Regions from separate parts of the Homo sapiens genome. Here region 1 is linked to region 2. Evidence: chromatin contacts called from ENCODE Hi-C or POLR2A ChIA-PET data. All regions are on one chromosome and are shown on one strand. The core of a region is the stretch at or near the end of the contact, and the rest is flanking DNA. Distances in the headings are between cores, read along the strand shown. Region 1 holds the start of LOC105378415 (a long non-coding RNA gene). Region 2 overlaps MINPP1 (multiple inositol-polyphosphate phosphatase 1).

Evidence for each region. A loop is a pair of places that touch in the nucleus more often than their neighbours do. ChIA-PET counts read pairs that join two places held with the same protein, here RNA polymerase II (POLR2A). Pooled maps may share reads with other maps.
Region 1: a loop to region 2 is called in a map of endothelial cell of umbilical vein, with 4 times the contacts of the local background. The contact joins two enhancer-like sites. A Hi-C loop is called at or near these places in 1 of 168 maps with a recorded cell type or tissue (endothelial cell of umbilical vein), 7 of 37 single-sample maps with no recorded cell type and 8 of 50 pooled maps. POLR2A ChIA-PET finds 5 or more read pairs at or near these places in 1 of 52 experiments (RWPE1).

Annotation. Positions count from the first base shown.
Region 1 is chr10:88,103,887-88,110,766 of GRCh38, reverse strand. LOC105378415 (a long non-coding RNA gene) reads left to right here and starts at 6,374. Exons shown (of 6, transcript XR_007062225.1): 1 at 6,374-6,454. Within about 2 kb of position 2,371, at least 5 of the 41 ENCODE cell types and tissues checked have a DNase peak (open chromatin) inside an H3K27ac peak, as active enhancers do.
Region 2 is chr10:87,531,978-87,538,027 of GRCh38, reverse strand. The region is part of intron 4 of MINPP1 (multiple inositol-polyphosphate phosphatase 1); the gene reads right to left. Among named protein-coding and RNA genes, the nearest start is that of MINPP1, 30 kb to the right of the region's middle. RefSeq lists a silencer at 739-788. Within about 2 kb of position 3,714, at least 2 of the 41 ENCODE cell types and tissues checked have a DNase peak (open chromatin) inside an H3K27ac peak, as active enhancers do.

The DNA.
Region 1 (6,880 bases), core at 1,122-3,621, 570 kb before region 2:
TTGGTTAAAATCCACTAGCAAGTTAGACCCTTCTCACCTCTAACTGCTCCTTTGGAAAACATTCCAGGATTCCCTCACACCAAGTAGCCTCCCCCATAACATGTTCCTATGGCACTCTCAACTTCCCACCCTTCACACCCTCATGATTTCTTAAGTATTTGTTTAATGTCACCAGAGCTAGACTGCTCAACCCTGTGTTGGTGGGGACCAGGTCTTTTTGTTCACATATCCAGAACAGTGGCTGACACTGAGTAAGTCCTCAAATATTTGTGACTCACCCAGTGACTGACCAACTTACTTACTATTCTGGTCCTAACTTAACCTTTTCAGCTTCCTCTCCTGATTCTCCCATACATACACCTATGTTCCATCCAAATCTACCATTCCCTAACAACTGTCTTTACTTTTCCTCCTCTGTAACTGTTCATGCTCTTCCTTCTTCTTGGATAATGGACATTATTTTCATCCCAAATAAGGACAACCAAAAACTGAGAAGACAGAAGAAATTTTTTATTGATGTATAATTTCACATACCATAAAATCCACCTGTAGTTTTTAGTATATTCACAAGTTTGAGCAGCCATCACCATTATCTAATTCCAGAATATTTTCATCACCCCAAAAAGAAGCTCTGTACCCATTAGCTATTGTTCCCAACTCCTCTCCTCCCCCAGCTCCTGACAACCACTAATCTACTTTTTGTCTCTATGGATTTACCTATTCTAGATATTTAATTTAAATGGGATTATATAATATGTTGCCATTTATGTCTGGCTTTTTTCACTTAGCATGATATTTTCAAGGCTCACCCATGTTGTAGCATGTATCAGTACTTCATTCCTCTTTATGGCTAAATAATATTCCATATGTGTTGATATGCCACATTTTATTTATTCATTCATCAATTAGTGGACATTTAGGTTGTTTCTATTTCTGGTTATTATGAATGATGCTGCTATAAATATTTGCATATAATTATTTGTGTAAACATGTGTTTTCAATTATCTTGGTTATATACCTAAAAACAAAATTTCTGGGTCATAGGTAACTCTATATTTAACTTTTTGAAAAACTGCCAAATTGTTTTTCTAAAGTAGCTGTACCATTTTTACCTCTCTACCTGCAATGTAAGAGGATTTCAGTTTCTCTACATCCTTGCCAACACATGATATTATCTGATGATGATGATGATCATGATGACAATTGCCATTCTAGTGAATGTGAAGTAGTATCTCATTGTGGTTTTCATTTGTATTTTTCTGATGGCTAATGATGTTGAGCATATTTTCATGTGCTTATTGGCCTGTTTTATATTTTGTTTGGATACATGTTTATTCAAATCCTTTGCCTATTTTTAACTGTATTTTTTTATTGTTGAATTGTAAAAGTTCTTTACATATTCTAGATTCTTATCAGACATATAATTTATAAATATTTTCTACCATTCTATGGGTTGTCTGTTTGCTTTCTTGATAGTGTCCCTGAAACACAAAAGTTGAATTTTTGATGACGTTCAGTTTATTCTTTGGTTGCTTGGGCTTCAGGTGCCATATCTAAGAAATCATTGGCCAAACTAAGGTCACAAAAATTATGTCTTTGAGGATGTTGCCTTCTAAGAGTTTTATAGTTTTAGCTATTACAGTTAGGTCTTTGACCAATTTTATGTTAACTTTTGTATTTAGTGAGAGTCAGAGGGTCCAGATGGATACTTTTGCATGTGGATATCCACTTATCTCACCACACTTGTGGAAAGATTATTCTTTCCCCATTGAATATCTTGGAAAGAAGAAACATTTTTAAGACAATCTTGACCAAACAGTCTGGCCCTGATTAAAAAAAATAATAATAAAACAGCCACCACAGTCTGAGGTATGACAGTCAAGACTGCAGAGATTGGCTGGAATATTTTGTTCCTACCTACGATGTGAAAATTCCATGAGAAGCATCTCAGCCCACCTCTCCTATATATATATTAGTAGGTTTTAACCTTGTTTAGAGTAACTTATCCAATGAGATTGTGGGCTTTTTAATATACATAGTAATATTCTGCTTAAAATGTTAAAAAGTTCACAGACACCCTCAAACAAAAATCCTATCCACAGATCTTTGGTTAAGAATCCCTGCTCTACTCTCCTTCCCACAGAGTTCTACCATTGCCAAGGCTGAAGCGACACCCCTCAGTGCAGCTGACTCACTTTGTGTTCTATTTATTTGTTTGTGTGTAGCCCTGATCTCTCCTTTAAGCTCCACAGTGCCACCTAACTCCTAGATATGTGTACCTTGTGCCCAGGCATCTCCAGCTCAACACATTCAGCTCATCATCTTCCCTCCCCCCACCCAGCTCATACCCCCACTTCCCTTTTTCTGGTCACAGTGCTGTTCTTCCCATCACGCAGGCTCAAATCTCAAAGTCATCTTCACTTCTTCTTCCTCTCACCACCCCTCCCCCAACAGCTAATTCAGTCTCCAGGTTTATATAGTTGTTCCTTTAGCCTAACCACCTGTCAGTACCCTGCCTAGTCCAAGCTCCTATTCTGAGGCCTGGGCTGATGCAACAGATGTCTCTGGCCTTGCTCATTTCTTGCCTTTGGGTTCTATACTTTCTAATTTATTTGAGTGCCAGACTTAACAGGTGAAAGGATAGTTCTGAGCATTTCCCTCTCTGGCTCAGAAAATCTTAATGGCTTGTCGTGGTCCTCTAAATGCAGTGCAAACCCAACTGGTCAGAAGTCCAAGAGCTTCCATTCTCTGACTGCAGCCAACCACCTGGCTTCATCTCCCGACTCTCCCCAGACTCCATGTCCCAGCCAGTAGTGGCACCAGTGACATTATTTGCACCATCATGCCACTTACCTTCACTCACTGCCCTGCCACCATTCTTGGCAAGCTAACCCTGCTGTGCCTTCAAGCCCAGCCCACTGTGATTGCCTCTATGAGGACTTTCCTGATTGCTGCAGGAGGACTCACTCATCTCTCATAGTAATTTACTTATTTTTATGTGACTTTTGCCATTATTGTGCATCTGACACCTCTCTTAGCACACAGCAAAATGCCTTGAGCAAAATGCTTCCTTAATGAATATTGGTCACATTCAGCAGTGATTCTCATAAGGGAATGTGAATCAGAATCACTTGGGGAACTTTTCAAAATACCCCACTTTGGGACCCAGACCTCAATATTTGAAAAGTTTCCACTGATGATTCTGATGTGCATCACTAATTTGACTACTTGTCAAATTAACAAATGATGGTAAAAAATATACTGAACATCTACTATGGGCCAGGCACTGCATATGCATTATCTCATTTAATCCTCACAGAAACTCTGGGGTGGGGTGGGGGAGGTGGTATTATTATTTGTCCATTCTTCAGATGACGAAACTTGCGCTTAAAGAAACTAAATGCTTTGCCTTAGGTGGGTCATGTATAAATAAATGAAGTAAGTGAAATGAAGGTCTCTAAAGGTCACTTACAATCTATTTGAGAAATTTAACAGTAATTTCCCAAGAAAATCTATGTTCAGATTTAATAATTTTGAGCTGGTTTCTCATTTTCTTAGCTTTGTGACCTTAGACAAATTACTTGCCCTATCTGAGCATGTTTCCTCTTCTGCGGAATGAGCATTATACCTACTATTATTGTAAGGTAGAAGGAAGGATTCAGTGAGTTACAATATGTAAAGTACTAAGTGCCTACACACAGTAAACGCTCAATAGGTTAAGCTATAACTATCATTATAACTATTTTTATTCCAAAATATGCACCAACCCAAGGTATTTCTTCTTAGCTGCAGTCAGCAATGGGGGCTGAGGGTCAGGAGGACTTAAGTAGGTCACTCGCAAGGCTGACTCTCAGTGTTCAGAGCCGGTCTTATAGGTGGGGCAGAATTAATAAATAGATTTTTACTGAGGATTTCTAGGTGTCAGGCATTGGATAAAGAGGTGAATAGAGATAGGGTCCCTACCCTCAGAGAGATTACAATTTTTTGATACTGAGACAAGGGCCACTCCACCCATGGGGGAGTTTGCCCATTGGCTTGGAGGCCTGTAGGTTCTTGGGGAACCACCTGTGTCAAGACTGTTTCCCTCTGAACTTAGGAGTGTCCCATTTCCACTGCGTAACATTCCCCTCCAAGACAGCAAGGGCAGCAAGAAACACAGAGAGACTTTGGGGTTTCATTACTTCTACCACTGCCTGGAATCTCGTAGCTTTCAAACTTCCCTTTGACATTAACCAAACATGGTCTAGTTCTGCTTTCTCTCCTTCCTAAATGCACTCTAGGGTGGGGAAAGGGGGTGATCTTAAATGACTGCAATGTGTTCTTCTGCAGCAAGAACACAGGCATATGAAATATTTCAGTTATTGCAGCCTGCATTGGACTACAAGTGTTATTTTAACTCTTGAAATTGCACAGCGTTTTTTGGATTAGCAGTGTTCTTTCACATACACCCAGTGAGGTAGACATTATTACTCTCTGTATAGAAATTAAGAAACTGAGTCTCAAAGAGTTTTTGTAACTTACCCAATGCCACAGCTAATGAACCTATTTGACATGAAACTTTTGGGGAGGTTCTTTTAAAGGGAAAAGAGTGTGGGTGGAGGTTGAAAAGGGAATCTTTTGCCTCCCCTCTTTTTCCCATTTCTTGCCTAAAATTCAGACATTATGGCTATCGTGCAAGCAGCACCATATTGTGACTTTAAACTTGAAAGCAATGCAAAAAGCATGGCAAACCTCCCTTTTTGAAAAACGAATGAAGGCTAGGCCGCTGATGCCTTCTTGCAACACCAGACCAGCCCTGAACAGAGTACATTTGGCTTTTTTTTTTTAATGTGTTTAAGATACTATAGGTGAGCCTCTATTTCTAGTAGCTATAAGCACTTCTTAGCTGCTACACAGGATAATCTACAATTGCATAAAACTGTTAACAATCACCAATAGGGACATGATTTAGCAAATAATGTCACATCATTATTAACTGTCCCTGAGAGCCACTCATTCTCCATTTCTAAGAGGGACCTATATTATCCCCTCCTACATAAACCATTAAAGGAATAATTATTAAAAAAGTAGATGCACATTCTCAGGTCCATGATATACCTAATGGAATACGCTCTATGATTAAAATAATGAAAAAAGTCTGTATGAGAAGGAAAACAATAAAATCTAATATATAAAAATAAAACAGAAATTTAAGCTGGCAGAGTCATGATTTTTTTATTCTATTTTCAAAATTATCTTTAATATTGTTGCTTTATCCTTCAAATTAAAGTATTAAAGAATTTTTAAAATGCTGAGTTCTTTAAATCAGTGCTATTTACTTGCTAATAAACATATTCAGTTTTGCCGAGGAGACATAGAATATATAGCTATCTAGTATATGAAGCCATCTCTCCTGATGATGACTAGTATTTGAGTAATAGAAGGAATTATAATCCACATTCACATTCTTAAAACCAAACTGGGGAAGCAAAGACAACTCCTTGAATTTGGTAAATTCCTGGGGTCATCTGAAGAGAGCATCCTGGGGTATCGGGAAAGTTCCTTAGGCCAGTGTGACCAACCCAGGTGGCATGATCACACACAAGAGAGGACTCCCCAGCCCACAGCTCTCCTGCTTCTTCAACCTGCAGCACACAGGAAATAGGATTCATTCTCCAGTGTCTGTCCTTTCTTTCCAATTTTTTATTTCCCTTTAGTATAAGAGGCCATTGGGGACAATCAGGTTTCTCTGGACCCACTCTTTTGATTCAATGCTGTTTCCAATTTCCTAAGACAACATTGCACTGGACCCTTGCCTCCTTTCTGAATTCATTGTTTTATGCCGTACTGCTTCTCGTGGGGTTTCCCCATAACTCTTGTTTCTGTATAAAGTTGCAGGTGAGTATAAGTCGGGGGGGAAATCCATAGCATTTGAGAAAAACAAGCATACATGAGCATCTGAGTAGGAGAGGGTGGTGGTGGGTGGGACAGAGGGAAAGATAACAAACATATCCTTGCAGAGCCTATGGTGTGGGCCATGAACCGTCCTCTCCCCAAGCCTTTACTTATATTCCCAGGCCAACTCCTTTAAAAGATGGGTCACAGCATTATTGTCTCTAATGTACAAAGAATTAGTTGTGGCTCCTAGAGTTAACTAACTAGTCAAATTTACACCAGGAGAAGTGGCTGGGAAAACAAGGTGGGCTCAGATATGTTTCACTCCAAATTCATGGTCTTCCCATCACACCTGCAATGGATTCACCAACACACAGAGGATAGTGAAAGTCTCAGTTTATTTTCTAGTTAGATTACTAACTTTGTTTACATGAGGCAACGCACTGTCATCAAGAAAAAAGAAGACAACAAAGAAGAGAACTGTTTTGCAATAGCAGGCAGCACAGCGCAGGAGCTCTCAGACTACCTCAGATGCCAAGAGCCTGGTTTGAATACAAGCCTTGCCATTGTGTGACTTTGGGTAAGTTTCTTAACCTTTCTGTGCCTTGGGTTCTTCATCTGTAAAATGGGAATGAAAATTTTACCACCCATAGGGCTGTTATGAGACTCAAATAAGGAGGTAGTGAGAACACACTTAAAGCAGTACCTTCTGCAGAAGTCTAGTTCTGAGACATCTGAAAGAAGCAAGGAGGAGCAACTGGGAAAATGGGGTGATTCTGTAGACCAAAAGGTTGAGGAGTGTTGCACCTTTCTTACTCTTAGGTATTTACAATACACTGTAACAAATTAAATTCAAATTCCTACTTTACATAATAGAATTTATTTTGTGTAATTTTCTCTTTCTCCAAACTTATTTGAGGGTAGCAACCCACTTCACCTAACACTTCTGAATGTCCTTTAGTGTAGGGGGTATCTGGCACTCAGGAACCCCTTCTTCCCTCACATG
Region 2 (6,050 bases), core at 2,465-4,964:
CAGGAGACCAGCCTGGGCAACACAGTGAGAAAAAAATAAAAATAAATAAATAAATAAAAATAAGTTCCATGTATTAAAAATTTTTTAAGGATTAGCCAGGCATGGTGGTATATGCATGTAGTCGCAGCTACTTGGGAAGCTGAGGTGGGAGGATTGCCTGAGCCTGGGAGGTTGAGGCTGTAGTGAGCTATGATCGCACCACTGTTCTCTGGCCTGGGTAACAGAGTGAGACCCCGTCTAAAAAAAGAAAAAAAATTCCCAAAGCTAACACAAAAAAACAGAATAGTTTTCACATAAGCCAGAGTGGGAAAACCTCAAAATACACAGGGTACATATAAATACTCAGGGTGAAATGCCTCAATAATGGGGCAAAATCAGTCCATTAATATATATATATTTTTTAAGAAAGGCAAACCATAGACTAAGAGAATATATTCCTATAGAGCATAAATCTGACAAAGGACTTGTACCTAGACAACACACACACACACACACACACACACACACACACACACAAACAGTAATAAAGATAACCCAATTAAAAAGCACACAAAATAAAGACTTCACCAAACTAGATATATAGATGTAAATAAGCACATGAAAAGATGCTCAGTATCACTAATCATTATGAAAATGCAAACTAAAACCACAACAAAGTACTACTACACACCCATTAGAATGGTTAAAATTAAAAAGACCTGCCATATGAAGCGTTGGCAGGATGTGGAACAACTGAAACTCTCATACATTGGTGGGAAAAGTTTGGCAGTTTCTTAAAAAGTGAAAAAGACGGCCGGGCACGGTGGCTCATGCCTGTAATCCCAGCACTTTGGGAGGCTGAGGTGGGTGGATTATCTGAGGTCAGGAGTTCGAGACCAGTCTGGCCAACATGATGAAACCCCATCTCTACTAAAAATACAAAAATTATCTGGGCGTGGTGGCACATGCCTGTAATCCCAGCTTCTTGGGAGGCTGAGCCAGGAGAACTGCTTGAGCCCACGAGACAGAGGCTGAAGTGAGCCAAGATCGTGCCGCTGCACTCTAGCCTGGCCAACAGAGTAAGACTCTGTCTCAAAAAAAAAAAAGTGAAAAATACACCTACTTAAGACTCAACCATTCCATCTAATTAGGTAGGTTCCCAAGAAATCAAATCATAACATACAAAGATCACAAATATTCAGAAGCATTATTTGCAATAGCCTTAAAACTGTGAATAACCAAATGTTCATCAAAAGGTGAACAAATGGTGGTGGATCTATGTAACAGAATACTACTTGGTCTTAAAAAGGAATGAACTATTAGATTCATCAGCAACACAGATGAATCTTACAATCACTATGTTGAGTGAAAGAAGCCCAACAAAAAAAAATTCACTATGATTCCATTATATAAAATCCTAGAAAATACAACTTAATGTATAGTGACAGAAAGTGTATCAGTGTTACCTGAAAATGGGGGTAGAAAGTGAATTAGAAAGGGTCACAAAGAAACTTGGATGTGATGGATATTTTATCTTGATTATGGTGATGGTTTCATGGGCGTATATATATATGTAAAAACTGACCAAATTGTACACTTTAAATATGTACAGTTTACATGAATTATACCTCAATCGAGTTATTAAAAAACACATCAAAACAATTACTAAGAGCTGATATGCTGAGATTAGTGAAAGAAAAGTCTTTGGTAGCCTACTTCAAAGACTCCTCATAAAGCCTTTACCAAACCCCAAAGAGTTCAAATTAATTCTCTCTCAGTAATTTTGTTTTTATCTGTTTTAGTGCTATTATAAGTGTTCTCTAAACTTTGAGTTTGGAGACAATTTCAATGCATTCATCTTTGTATATACCCTCTGTTGCCAGCCAAATAACCTGAACATAGTGGGTTATCAAAGATAACCTGGAAAACGCTGTATATTTATTTCAATAGATTTGTCCAAATATTCTTGAAAAATAACAATAGACTTTACTTGTCTATGTTCTAATTAAGGAGAGAGATGTTTAAGTGTAAACCTCAGAATACATGGAACTTATTTAAAATTAACACAAATAACTAAAGCAGAAATAGGAACAATCTTAATTTATTTATTTATTTATTTAGAGACAGGGTCTTGCTCTGTTGCCCAAGCTGGAGTACAGTGGCATGATCACGGCTCACCCTAGACTCGAGCTCCCTGGCTCAGGTGATCCTCCCACCTCAGCCTCGTGAGTAGCTGGGACTACAGGCACATGCCACCACGCCTGGCTAATTTTTTTTTTCTTTTGTAGAGGTAGGGATTACCCCTGTTGCCCACGCTGGTCTCAAACTCCTGGGCTCAAGCGATCCTCCTGCCTTGGCCTCCCAAAGTGCTGGGATTACAGGTCTGAGCCACCACGCCAGGCCAGGAAAATTTTTAAATCAGCATCTAGATGACAGGTAAAGTATACTGTTTTTCTCTGGCATAGATAACACCCTAACAGCTTATTTCCCAACACTGTCTAACTCAAACCATCAAATTAACTTGGGCATTTTACATTTTCATTCCCACATAGGCCTTTGCTCAATACTCTTCTTCCTTGATGTCTTCCTTATTCTTCTCTAGCCAAATTTTGCCTGGAATGATTGTCATGATGGTATTAATAACAATTAATAAAATACTTAATTGTGTAAAGCATAGTAGTAAAAGATAAATGTGTCTTTACATGTATTTGTGTGGTACACAGACATACATGAACACAGAACTCCACTCAACCTTCTCAACACCTTGAAACATGAGTATTACCTGAATTTTAAAGATGACAAAATTTTGGTTAGGAAACGCTGAACAAGGATTTGAGTTTTAATAATCCTATGCCAATGCAAATTCCATTACACTACAGTGTCAATGATTAAGGCTCACCTTACATCTTACATCCACACAGAAGCCATTTCCAACTACCATGAACTGCAGAGATGACTTACTTTCCCAAGCATCCTTTCGCTTTTGACTAAATTACTTTCTTAAGACATCTTCCTTACTAGACTGAGAGCCCCTTGGATGTAGCGGGTATAACTTCTTATCCATGTTTATGTATTCCCAATGCCTAGCATTGTGACCACACATTGTATGTGCTCAAAAACTGCTTGCTGAATTGAAATGAACTGAGCCTTTAGTTATGGAGCCATGAAATAATTTCCTAACCTCTTAGGTGGTAGAAGCATTTCTTCCATAGAATCTCTGACACAGTTATCCAGATTCAACTAGCATATTTCTAAAATAGGACACTTACTACTTCACAAAACAGCCTATTCTACTTATTTAACAGTTATTAAAAAGTTGTGGGGTTTTGTGTGTGTGAGGTTTCTTTTTTTAAAATAGTAACTGAAACAAGATTTGCCTTCCGGTTCTACTGTTGGGGTCAGCACAGAGTAGGTATACTCTCCAACTATGACAAGAATAGATATGACAACAGATTTAAGAGTGATTCTTACAAAACTGGATACAATTCAACAAGAATAGTTTTAAAAAAAAATGTACAAAGGTAAAATAATTGTGCAGAAATAATGAATAACTACTTAGTAGACCTACAATCTAGTGATAGTCAAAAAGTGTCTATTCAAAAGGCAGCTGGACATTTGAATATGAATTCAGAGTACAGCCAGGCTAGTTATATAAACTTTTACTTATTAATATTTAGCCAGTATGTGGCCGGGCACTGTGGCTCACCCCTGTAATCCTGTAATCCCAGCACTGTGGGAGGCCAAGGCAGGCAGACCACCTGAGGTTAGGAGTTCAAGACCAGCCTGGCCAACATGGCGAAACCCTGTCTCTCTACTAAAAATATAAAAATTAGCTGGGCATGGTGGCAGGTGCCTGTAATCCCAGCTACTTGGGAGGCTGAGGCATGAGAATCACTTGAACCTGGGAGGTAGAGGTTGCAGTGAGCCGAGACGATGTCACTGCACTCCAGCCTGGGGGATAGAGCGAGACTCTGTCTCCAAAAAAAAAAAAAAAAAAAAAAAAAAATATTTAGCCAGTATCTTTCAACACTACAGAGATTCCTAGCACTGAAAAGATTCCTGATACCCCTGGCTAAACTCCATGGAACTGTGACTTCAAAAAGTTGGCAAAAACACCTAGAATTGGCGTACATTTCTAAGAACTTTAAAGCAGCAAGTTTCCCCTGTTACAATGGGCTAATTGACCAAATAACTAAAATCACTTGGTGTCACTACACATTTATCTCAATGCTGCCATCTTACGTTAAAATATGGGACTACACAGCTTTAAAAAGCCATACCTTATAGACTATGAAATCTGAAAATATCAATGATTTGAAACCCAACAAAAAGGTAGAAAAAAAAGGTTAACACTGAGAGTTGAGGTATTTAGTAACAGTAAAAAATATTTTATAGTAATTAACTTAAAATGGAAGATCTCGAGGCAAGTAATTATAGACCCAAAATAAATCTTTGAGAAAACATGAAGTAACTTGTTGAAATCCTCGAATCTAAAAAGATTATATTAACAGATATATGGGGAAGGAGACAGTAAAATAAAATCTGGAGATACTTCATTTCTTCAGTGAATTCAATCTGCTTTTCTAATCACAGCTGCTTAAATAGAAATATCTGCTTAAATAGAAATATCTGCTTAAATTTGCTGGTTTTAACTTTAATCCCATTACTATAGTGATGGTGCAAAAAGGAAAATAAAAATCAAGTTCCTAATAAAATGCAAGGAGCTGAATTTCAAGGGCCGGTTATATTTAACTGAAAATTTAACAATTTGCAATCTTCCATTTTTTCCATGAAGTAAAACCATGCTATCAAAATTATGTTGAAAAAAAAATTCAGTGGCACTGAAGAATGTCCCTGATTTAATGTTAATATTAAAAAAAACCAATCTGTATACATACTAACATTCTAACAAGGGGTAGGGGTGGGATGGAGAAAGCAAAAATAGCCTGGGAACTTGGGAAAGTGAAAGTCATTTTGTCAGAAAATATGGATGTCAAAATACTCACTTATAAACTCTAATTCCAAATTTAAAAAAAGGATTTTAAGTCATGTACAAAAAAAAAAAAGGCTAATGTTTTGATAGAAGAGATCAGGAAAAACACAAAGATAAACATTCTATTAAAAGCTTATTATTCTACCACACTGGTGCCTGACTGTCAATGTGTGGAGAAAAGCAGTAAGTAGGAACTCTCTGTACTTTCTACTCAATTTTGCTGTGAACCTAAAATTACTTTTAAAAGTCCATTAGTTAAAAACAAACAAACAAAAAACAACTTACTTGCTCCTTGCTGAGCATATATTGATTTTCTTTAGAAGTGCTTCTCACAGCACTAGTCAATCTGTTTTTAGGAGAGAAACCTGACAGAAGTCTCAAACCGTACTTTATTCTCCTTTCCTATTTTAAGGTTTAATCTTAATTCAGCAAAATAAGCATCTTTTAAAATCCTCATCAGTCTTTTAGTACAGAGATACCCAGTCCCAGGAAACCATCTGCCAGTTTCTTCATCATCGCTCACTGCTGAGCAGTGTTTGTTGATTCCTTCTTCAGTTAGAACAAGAGGCGGTGGCCAAAACGATTTCCTGTCTTAAAGGGTCAAACTCTCTCTTTCAACTTCTTACATTGTTTCACAATCTTACATAAACAGTTATATCATTATACATGGCTTTTATAAAATGTTTTTATTTTCTCTAGACTGTAAGAGCCACAGTGCAATGACTTTGCCTCAGTCATCACTGCCTGACATATAAACATAGTAGCTGCTTTGTTGAATGAATTTTCCTTTCAAGCCACAAGGCATAATCATCCAAAAGAAGTAAAAATGTTTTCCATCTTGCAATGAAAAGGAAGTTAGTTTAATAAATGACGCCATAAAGTTTGAAAAGAATAAGTCTCACAAAGCTCTTGTTTTCATTATTTGGACAATTGCCAAGGGGGGCAGGGGTGGTAGAGGGGAAGGGTGTGTGAATATCTGAAAAAGACATTAAGGACATGTTTGGGCCAGAGAACTATCACATATAATACCAATACCATGTCTGTATATCATATTATACTAAGTGCTTTAATAAGTATT